2 separate regions of the Homo sapiens genome follow, and region 1 is linked to region 2. Evidence: read pairs that join two places in POLR2A ChIA-PET (ENCODE). Cell type or tissue: A673. All regions are shown on one strand. Links, peaks and the distances in the headings refer to the core of each region. The heading gives the core; the rest is flanking DNA. Region 1 overlaps CCDC90B-AS1 (CCDC90B antisense RNA 1). Region 2 overlaps DLG2 (discs large MAGUK scaffold protein 2).

Region 1 (5,387 bases), core at 260-5,259, 420 kb after region 2:
GCCATATTCCCAGTGCATACAATGGTGTGGGATACTTGTGGGCCCTCAATAAACATGTATTGAATAAATACAGTTTTTAAAACTTTAAAACACACTGTAATTACGTAGACAGAGACACATTTCTAAGTTGTACTTGTATTTTATAGTAACTCAAGAAGTCTACTTTCATTTCTACCAGAGAAGAGGTTGCTCATACATTTGCATCAGTTACAATAGGTCTTTAAATAAATTTACAATATTTTGACTTTTCATTAAAGTCTCTCAGGCTCAGTTTTTCACACCACTGTGTTTCAGGAGACTGGACTTAAGAGTCAGAGAGACCTGGGTTGAAGTACCAATCATGCCTGTTGCTAATTCTGAATTTTTTAAGTAGGTCACAAACCTTTTGTAAGCAACAGTTCCTCATTTGTAAGATACTGGTTATCATACACTGAGAGTTTGTGTGAGGATCAAAAACTGTAGTGTCTCTAAAAGCACCTTAAAAACTACAAAGTGATTCGTAGATTGTAAGATGGTATTCGACTGTAGAGAGAGAAAGCCCTTTTTGCAGGAGGCTTTGCACAGAGCCCAGACTGTTAATTCCACATCTGAAACATTTGTCTTTTTCTCTTCTTTGTACTACCCACTAAGAATAGAAATTACCTAATAAGGCTGGCCGAATGACTGACATTAGGAAATCACAGGAGTTGATAAAGGAACAATTGAGTAAGCTCTGAGAAGATAGCATCTCATTTGAAATTCTAAGTGAGGCTATGCTGGGAACACTTAATCCTTAAAGGGTTTATGAAATTTAATTGGTTTGTCTGAGGTGACTGGAGCGATAAAGAGAAAAATCAAAGGAAAGCTAGAAAGGTTAAGTGTCACCATATGATTCAAATGATAGGATAAAACATATAATTTAGTGATTTAACAGTTTCCTGCCTAGTTTCCTTCTTCTTCTTTCTCCCACCTACCATTTTAAGAATCTTGTCTTTAGGGACAGACAAACTACAAAGAGGATGCTATCAAGTCTCATTTTAAGGAATAAATGTGTTTTTGGAATGTCATGTGCAAATCAAATTGTTATAGATTGAACACTCTAAGTCATATTTAAATATGTTCAGAGAGTTGACTTCTTAATTTGGCAAATTAAAATAAAAACATTTATATAAAAATATATCAGGTTAACTACTGAATGAGAAACCCTTATGTGCATTATCCTAATCTCATGACAACCCTACGGATAGGATACATTATTTCTATTTTACAGATGATGGAATTAAGGCAGGGAATTTAAGGAACTTTCCTGTTGTGATGTAGATTATAAGTGATAAAGCCAGAATGTAAACTGGTTTCAAGTTCAGCCTACTAAACCACAGCTGCTTCAAAATAGAAATGTGTTTGCAAAGTGCATTATTTCCCTCTAAATTTGTATGGAAAATAATTAAAAATTACGTACCATTCGGGTGACTAGAATTTTCAATTAATTTGCATTTGTTTAATCTTCCAGTTGTTCCTCCTAAACCGTGCTCCCACTCTTACACACCCGAGTCCATTTCTGAGTGGTGGTCTGTAGGATCTCTCAGAGAGGCCCAGTAGATGTATTATCTTCTTTTGTAACCTTACTGGCTTCTCCTTACATATAGGGTAATGTAATTTAATATTCTATTTAAAATTTTTAGGATCTTACCCTGACCACCTGTCTCTCTAGTCTTGCCTCTTCTTCTTCCCTAAAAATTTCTAACTATTTGTGGTTCCTTAAATACTCTAGGCTTTGTCTCACCTCTAACTGGAAAGACTTCTCTTCTTGTCAGCCTGGTAAACTTCTCTTAAGCCTTGAAGATTCAGCTGTAATATCACTTTCTCTGGGAAGTCTATGTGATCTTCCCAGACAGAAGCACTTTCCCTTGTTAAAGTATGCACCTAGTGACAGACAAAATAGACTCCTGTGGCTAACTGAGATGCTCAAAGTTAAAACAGAATGAGGTGACCATGGCCTCATGGGTGAGAAAGTGGTCACATACTCTCTGTTCTCGGAAAGATACTGTAAAAGTGTAGAAACTGTATTTACAGATGCAGTTCTCTACAAAAAAAGTTTTCTACAATCAAGCCAAACCAGTTTTTGACGCTGGTGCAGAGATACAAGCTGTTGGAAATTACCCAACTGTCTACAAATAGGTCACCTGGCACCAACCAGCCACCTGGAACCAGCCAACCAATTAAGAGAGACTGGTGACTTTAGGCTTAAAGATCATCCAATCAATACTCTGTTTCCTACTCCCTTGACTCTCTTCGTCTACTCTGAAGTTTTTGCCTTTATAATCTCCTACTTCGTGACCTCTCCTCTGAGCATGCTTTCACTTGACCCTGGAGGCTGCATCTCCCCAATCTGCAGATTGCTTTTTATAGAAAATAAAGCTGTCGGGCCGGGCACAGTGGCTCACGCCTGTAATCGCAGCACTTTGGGAGGCCGAGGCAGGTGGATCACGAGGTCAGGAGATGGAGAACATCCTGGCTAACACGGTGAAACCCCGTCTCCACTAAAAAAATTAAAAAAAAAAAAAATTAACCAGGTGTGGTGACGGGCGCCTGTAGTCCCACCTATTCAGGAAGTCAGAGGCGGGAGAATGGCGTGAAACCGGGAGGCAGAGCTTGCAGTGAGCCGGGATCACGCCACTGCACTCCAGCCTGGGCGACAGAATGAGACTCTGTCTCAAAAAAAAAAAAAAAAAAAAAAGAAAGAAAGCAAATAAAGCTGTCTGCTGGACACGGTAGCTCATGCCTGTAATCCCAGCACTTTGGGAGGCTGAGGTGGGTGGATCACCTGAAGTCAGGAGTTCAAGACCAGCCTGGCCAATATGGCAAAACCCCGTCTCTACCAAAAATACAAAAATTAGCCAGGCATGGTGGCGCATACCTATAATCCCAGCTACCCGGGAGGCTGAGGCAGGAGAATCGCTTAAACCCAGGCGGCAGAGGTTGCAGTGAGCTGAGATCGTGCCACTGCACTCCAGCCTGGGTGACAGAGCAAGAACCTGTCTCAAAAAAAAAAAAAAAAAAAAAAGAAAGAGAAAGAAAGAAAGAAAGAAAGAAAGAAAGAAAAGAAAATACAGCTCTCCCCTTTTTCTCCAGAGAGCTCATGGTTTTTTTGTTAACACCCTTCTTATCCCTCTGTTTGAGCATTCATGTCTTTCCTGGGTCATTGCCTTGTCCGCTCTAGACCATCAGCAACTTGAGGAGGACAAGAACTGGTGCCTATAGTATCCAACATAGTTTCTGAATAAACCAATGACTTAAGAATCTACCCAGCATCTACCATTAGCCTGATGGACTCCCTCACCTCAGCAAAGTACAGAGAAAAGAAAAATCTTGTGCCTTCAGGGCCTTGCTATAACTTCCAGATCCCTCCCACCTTTTTTTTTTTTTTTTTAATTATTCCTGGAGGTCTAGCAGATCTTTTTGCAAACAGTATATGCGCTTTCAGTGCTCACTAGATGCAAGGATGAATGATAGGGCCACCCAGAAGTTTCAGAATTCCTGAGCTCCCTACACAAACTAGCACTCTCCACAGTCCCTTTCCAGTTATTAAATGCACCCGTTCCTTATTTTTCACACAAAAGTATGAGAAAACCAAATGTATTAGTCTATTCCCTTGCTGCTATAAAGAACTGCCCGAGACTGGATAATTCATAAAGGAAAGAGTTTTAATTGACTCACAGTTCTGCAGGGCTGGGGAGGCCTCAGAAAACTTCATGGCTGAAGGGCAAGCAAATGTGATAGCAGAAAGGAGAAGGAGCAAAAGGGGAAAAGCCCCTTATGAAACTACCAGAACTTGTAAGAACTCAGTCACCATTATGAGAACAACATGAGGGTAGCTGCCCCTATGATTAAATTACCTCCCATTTGGTCCCTTCCACAACACATGGGGATTATGGGAACTACAATTCAAGATGAGCTTTGAGTGGCGCCACAGCCAAACCATATCAACAAAATGCAGTTTTTGCAGGTGTATTAAATTTGATTCACCTCTTATCTTCCTCTAGTTTGATTGTCCCAAGCAGCTGTTAACCTAGGAGAGTCCTTTACCTTTCTGGCCTCCCAGTTTTCTTCTAAGCTAAAGGAAAAGCTGAGCTATTAGGCTGCTAAGTGCTTTACCTAAAAACCCATTTTATTGTTACCATCTTCCTGGTTTTCAAGATGAGGAAATTGGAGGGTTCAGCAAAGTTAAGGAACTTTCCCAAGTTCCGTTAACTTACAAGGGTTGAACTGGAATTTGGCCTCAGGATCTTTGACTCCCAAACCCACTCATTTTCCATTGCATCAATAATATCATTCCAGTCAGGGGTTAATTGTGAACACTGAGTGAGATAATGACAGTGAAATTGCTTTGGAGTGTGTAAAACACCATATAGATGTTAAATTTTTTTTAAAAGATTAATCAGCAAGTCAACAACATGTAATATTCTGCAGAGTACGAACTCTAAGAACACCCCCTCAAAGAAGGGAAAAAAGTGAAAGCAAAAAGATGCCTTATAAAAAAAACAAATTCAGCAGATAAAACAAATAGAATGAGACCTGTAACATTTAATATGCTTTACTTAATCCTTTGCAAATGTCCAGAATTTTAGATTTAGAAAATATTGTTTCAGCTAGAAGAGATCTAAACAGTCAGATAGTCCAACTCCCTTCATTTTATTGAAGCTGACACTGAAACACAAAATGGGCAAGTTGTATACCCAACTCTGGAACCACAGCCCAGTTGTGTGTTTTGTTTTTGTTTTTGTTTTTGTTTTTGAGACGGAGTCTCGCTCTGTTGCCCAGGCTGGAATGCAGTGGCGCTATCTTGGCTCACTGCAAGCTCCGCCTCCCGCACAGCCCAGTTTTGATGCTGAGCCCAAGACTCTTCATGCTGCACCACTGTAAAGGACCCAACTTAGAGGATTGCAAAGGAAATTGAATCTGTTGTCTATCACAGCTCAGCATGTGCAGTAGGAGTGCCCTCCCGCTCCTGTTATCAGTTACAATGGACTGAGCATATCTCAATTTTTAGAAATATATGTGGATGTACCTAATCCTCCCTCCCCAAGGATAATTATCTCTCAAAATTGAGTTATTGCTTATGAAAATATCTTGAGTCCGGCTGGGCATGGTGGCTCATGCCTGTAATCCCAGCACTTTGGGAGGCTGAGAAAGGCAGATCACAAGGTAAGGAGATTGAGACCATCCTGGCTAACATGGTGAAACCTCTCTCTACTAAAAATACAAAAAATTAGCCAGGCGTGGTGGCAGGCGCCTGTAGTCCCAGCCACTCGGGAGGTTGAGGCAGGAGAATGGTGTGAACCCAGGAGGCGGAGCTTGCAGTGAGCCGAGATCGCACCACTGCACTCCAGCCTGGGCGACAAAGCGAG
Region 2 (5,387 bases), core at 102-5,101:
AAGCACTATGCAAAGTTAATTATTGTCAAACCTTTAATTACCTATACCCAGTTAGTGAAGTTGCTGTAATGCCACTTCACAGAAGGAAATATAATGTCTTACACACATGTGCACCCACAGGTACCCCTTCCCTTTCCTTACCCTTCCCAGAAACCTTCCCCTTTGATTTCAGAATTATCTTTCTAAGAGATATGACACCAAGATCCCTGTGCACTAACTCCTTGTCTTTCACAATATATTCCCAGCCAACTCACCCCACTCACCCCTCCACCACCCACAGTATCAGCCTTTCTCATTGTACCCCTGCTACACAGGACTGCTGTCTGCTCTTACACTTGTTCCTGAACTATGCCTTTGCTCTGTGGAATCCTCTACCCAGAATTGCCTTTCTCCCTTTCCACCTGCAGGATTCCTACTCATCTTGAGAGCCCACAGATGTCAATTCCACTACAAAGCCATTTTTAATCTGCTTAGTCAGCATTAATTGATTCTTTATCTGAGTTCCCCAAAACTGTATGTAAACACCTGGTGTGCCCATTATGACAGTTTGCACACCTCTCCACTCGAGTGAGCTCCTAGACAGCACTAGGAGCTGTGATAGACCCTTCTGTCACTCATTTTATATCTTGTGTTAATCCATGCAATATGAATTTGACTATGGTTTATTAATGAGTTATTGAATGGGTCTGCTCTTAATTTAAATGCAATATAATGTTTTCAGTGTGTTGACATATATTAATAGTAGGTGCTTAAGAAATGTTTGCTGAGTAATTATTAAAGGAATGGCATGGGTTTTTATATTAGATTCAGAGATGGTAATTGAATCCCTGGTTTGGACATTTGGTGTTGACACAGTTTTTAGATGGTGCCTTTTGGTTTTCAGTCATAAAACCTTTAGCAACCCTAGTAGATAAACTCCATTTCCCCTGCATTGCAGAAAATCTACAGCTGTTGTTTTGAAATATAGCACAAAGATAAGATGATTAAAGCACTAACATTTTTTTCAAGTTCTGAAACTCAACTTTGACACCATTGATGAATAAAAAGGGAATTGATTACAACCTAATTATACATTTTTCAAAAAAGATAACACAGCATTTCCCCAAGTCAGATCAGGGTAAATCTGATCTGTATTTGCTGCCTTCTTTCTAATAATATCTACATTTATTGTGAGATAACTGATTAGGTTTGAAATAATAAGCCACAGATATTGACTTGGAGAACTAGGTAGGCAGTAGCTAGTATTAGATAAAGCTCAAAATGGAGTTAAGAGCCAAGTGGTCCCTGTGAGAACCACAAATTCTTTTGCCTTGAATATGACTTCTCAGGACATTGTTGGAGAGACTGCCAGGATTTCAGAATGGCCTGCAGGTAGAAAAGAAGTCGTGGATGGTACAGTCCTTACCAGTGATGAGGAACTTCGGTAGATAGTGAAGGGACCTGATTTCATCCACCCTTTATTCTTTAATAAGGTACTGGAGTTAAAAGAAAAGCCCAAAAAGCAGAGTTGATAATTGCCTGGAGACTCATAAGTGTAGTCTGGTTTATGGAATTGTGGCAGAGTGACCACATGGTTCATTTATTCATTTATACATTCATTCAATCAATAGGTATTTTTTTTCTGGATACTTATTATGCCTCAGTCCATGTTATAAGGAAATAACAAAGCAGTGAACCAAAAAAGCCCCTCTCAAATAAATGTAAAATGTGTCACATGGTGATAAGTAGTATAAAGAAAGAAGCAGCAGGAGAAAGACAATAGTGACAGAGAAATATATAGTGGGCAAGAAAGCCATGCTAATAAGGTGATATTTGAACAAAGATCTAAAAGAAATGAGGGAGTAAGCTATGCAGGCATCTGAAGGAAGAAATGAATTATTCTAGAGTTTTGTTCTACTAAATGTTGTCTACAGACCAAAAGCATAGATATTAAATGAGAGCCTTCTTAGAATTGTAAGATCTCAGGTCTCAACCCAACCCTACTGAATCAGAATCTGCATTTTATCAAGATTCCCCAGATAACTTGTATGCACATTAGAGTTTGTGAGGCGTTGCCCTAACATACTTGGAGACCCTGCAAAAATTGTCACTTGTCACTGTTGGGTTGGACTCCCTCTACCTGGAGAACTGGGCAAAGTCACATGAGGCTGCATCACTAGATTTGATTTCTGGCATGTGTCACCCAATGATTGGTCATGGCTCAGTGGTTTTAGCAGGGATAGGTCAAACTGCAGGAGATCTAAGAAGTTCATGTGCCATTCAGCTCTACTTTGTCTACCCCGCCCATCTAAATACCAATATCAAGCAAATTCATAAGTCTTGCTAGAACTCCTCAGCTAGTGAGACAATGAACCTATTCGGGCTTCATTGCCTTTAGTTATGACCTCTACAGCAAGTGAGTTTAGAAGCAGTGAGTTGGGATGAAGTAACATTGATTCCTATCCTCACAGATGCCTCTATGAACCAAGGGAAAGTCATTAAGGCTTCACTATAAAATTTGAAAATTTGAATAGCTTACCACACTTTAATGCAGAAACTCATGTAAATAATCTGTTTCACTCCTTTTAAATTGTGAGGCTAATTCAGAAGGAAAACTATTCTTTTCAGCAATAAGTGAAACTCTGATGTTATTTGGGGTAACCACTGTCACAGAGCTTAAACCACAGTTGGACACCACGGTGCATTTCTCTATGGGGTCAAAGATATAATGAAAGCTTGACATGAATATGCAATTTATCCCTTGAAAAATATGGACACCTTCTGTACCTGAAGGTTCTCAGAAATGAAAGTACATACGCCATCCAAGAAGCATACTTACAATGCAAGACATATTTCTTTCTTTAAATCAACATCTATGTAGGCTTATGCATATGAATGAGCAGCTGTGGCATGTTGAAACATTTTCCCAACTCACGTAACTGCATCACAAATACCCAGGAAAGATTTTTAAAGTCCAGCTGTGGATCTTGATCAGAAATTGCATCAGAATCATCAGAGAACATTTAAGTAAGCTTTCAGAACAGAAAGTACCGTACACGACTTGGACTGGACAAGACCAGTTTTCTAGTGCAAATTCCAACTTAGGTGAGATAGAAGCATAAGTTTCATTACTTGAAAGTTTTGTCGCTAACATTACATCTTTTCTTTGCATTTTTAATACATAAGGAGAAATGAATGCACGACCTAGTTAACTTGATAGATTCTGTGTAGTTTAACTAGAATCACTAAGAAATAGAAATTAAAAGTTTTAAGAATCCTTAAAGATAATCTTGTCAAGTTTACTCATTTCACATATGGAGGAACTAAAGTTCAGCATCTAGATAGGAAAGCCGTTTAATATTTTAAAATTGGTATAGCTGTTAAAGCTGAGGCTAGCTGAGCAGTTAGTAATTTCCTTGATTTTTAAAATTTACTGTAGTAGCTCATGATGGGGAGTGGCTTTAATAGCCCAAGGAATGGAATGCAATGAGATTATTATAATCAAATGGACATAAAGGGGTCAAAAAATTTCTGAGGGAGCCTCACCACTTTCTCGGGCATACTGCATCACTTTCATTTCTAGCATGTTACTGTTGTTAATTGCTATTGTTTCTGTATCACAACTGAATGATGTATACATGACAGCATTATTGTAAGTGTAGGCAACTATTGTTAATTTTTAAAATAGCCACAAATCTGGAAATAGTTATTTTTTTCAACAAGTAGTTCAAATATATTACAGTTTTTCTCTTTCCATCCTACCTTCTTCGTGCACACCCTTTATCCAGCCAGCCAGCCAGCTGCTTATCCATTCATTTATCTGTTATCAATAAGCTTGTCTTTAGTGATACTCTTTGTTGCCAAGTATTAAATTTCACCTAATATGTTACATTAATTATGTTCTAATTAATCTAGTTATCATATTCTAATTTGTACTGAAATATTAGGAAAGAAACTTAAATAAAACTTTACATGACTCTAGATTTTTATTGCTTAGACATTTCTTTCTCCACAACTCTCTCCCACACATGTACACATTCTACTAACAGAAAAAGGCCTCTGCCAGCAACTAGACACTTCCCAGGAAGTCTCTTCACTTATTGTATCCTTTTAATAACCTTCTCCTAGTTGCCTTTGTTTCCTCCCCAACCTCCATCTAACCCATAGCAGCGTAGAATATGACTAAAAAGATGATTCCTGAACAGTCTGCAGATTCATTCATGAAAGGTCCTTTCCAGATTCCTTAATAATTAATCATGCTGCATACCTCTCCCCATGCCTAACAGCCAGTTTTTGACCTCGAGTAATATAATAAGGACAAAAGCAGGTATCACTTCCTAACTCCTAAATTAGAAAACTCTCTTCATCTCATTATCTATCCTGGGAATGGTGCATCTTTAACTCATATCAAAGGGGTTAAAAATATTTACAAAGCTGATTATAGGTTAATAATAGATATAACCTCCTCTCATTGTATGATTACAGTTCCGAACATCCCCATAAAAACTTTCATTCCGTAATAAAGTATATTTATCTTTGACAGTTTCATCTTGTGATTTTATATTATTTGAGGGGTATGTTGACATTTAGTGACATAAATCAGTCACTCATTAATACTGGAAAAAGCCAAATAAATCCTTGTGCTAGAGACATTTTGACAACAAGGAGACCTCTTAGATTCACATCTATCATTAGCAACACCCAGATCAAATGCATGGAAATAAAGGGTTCTAATACTACTCTTGACTCTACAAGTATTACAAAATGAACACAGATCTTCACTAGATAATCCTTCAATTTGATAAGGAATTTCAGGGTGTTAGAGAACTGTAAAAGAATGTTGCACAGAGATATGCAAAGAGGACTATAAAGCAAGACAGCTTTAAAACTTTCTGACTTCACTCTATATTCTGGGTGCCCAGTATAGTTTACCCTCACATCTCTTTGAATAGCTATTTGTCAGTCCTCAACTTTAATAATGAGTAATGAGGCACTTTTCTCGTCCTGTCCCTCACTCTGCAACTTTATTGAGCACGCCTAAGTCATATCACTTTTCTGAACATGGATTCCATTGTTTGTTAATTAAGGTGGTTCAAGAGATTAGTTTTAAGGCCCTTTCCAGCTGATGTTCTATGAAGTTTAGTTTATTGTGTCTTCTGATTAAAACATGCCATCAAATAACAATTATTACAAGAAGGTAATTTCTAAATGTTTCCTTTTTTCCCCATACATTTTAAACACACAGAAATTATCTTTCACCCACTCGGAAGAAGGGGAAAGATCTGTATCTGTGTAATTTGCTGTCTCTGTGTACCATGGGATTTGAAACATTCAATAATGATTTTAAGTTTAATTCAAGTAGAAGCATTTATTGTTTCTTGGGGGTTTCAGGATTAACAACTTACTGT

Evidence for each region. Peaks named below come from ENCODE experiments on the same cell type or tissue, not always from the same donor. Only the 100,000 strongest peaks of a DNase experiment are listed, where the experiment ranks them.
Region 1: POLR2A ChIA-PET joins it to region 2 with 7 read pairs; 1 of 35 experiments calls an interaction of 5 or more read pairs at or near these places.

Annotation. Positions count from the first base shown.
Region 1 is chr11:83,358,816-83,364,202 of GRCh38, reverse strand. The region is part of intron 1 of CCDC90B-AS1 (CCDC90B antisense RNA 1); the gene reads right to left. Among named protein-coding and RNA genes, the nearest start is that of CCDC90B, 75 kb to the right of the region's middle. In A673, for the core only: no CTCF peak of the experiment used is centred there; a DNase peak (open chromatin) is centred at 732; H3K4me3 peaks cover 498 bases; H3K27ac peaks cover 430 bases.
Region 2 is chr11:83,777,609-83,782,995 of GRCh38, reverse strand. All of the region lies in intron 18 of DLG2 (discs large MAGUK scaffold protein 2), which reads left to right. Among named protein-coding and RNA genes, the nearest start is that of DLG2-AS2, 140 kb to the right of the region's middle. In A673, for the core only: no CTCF peak of the experiment used is centred there; a DNase peak (open chromatin) is centred at 2,915; H3K4me3 peaks cover 843 bases; H3K27ac peaks cover 2,164 bases.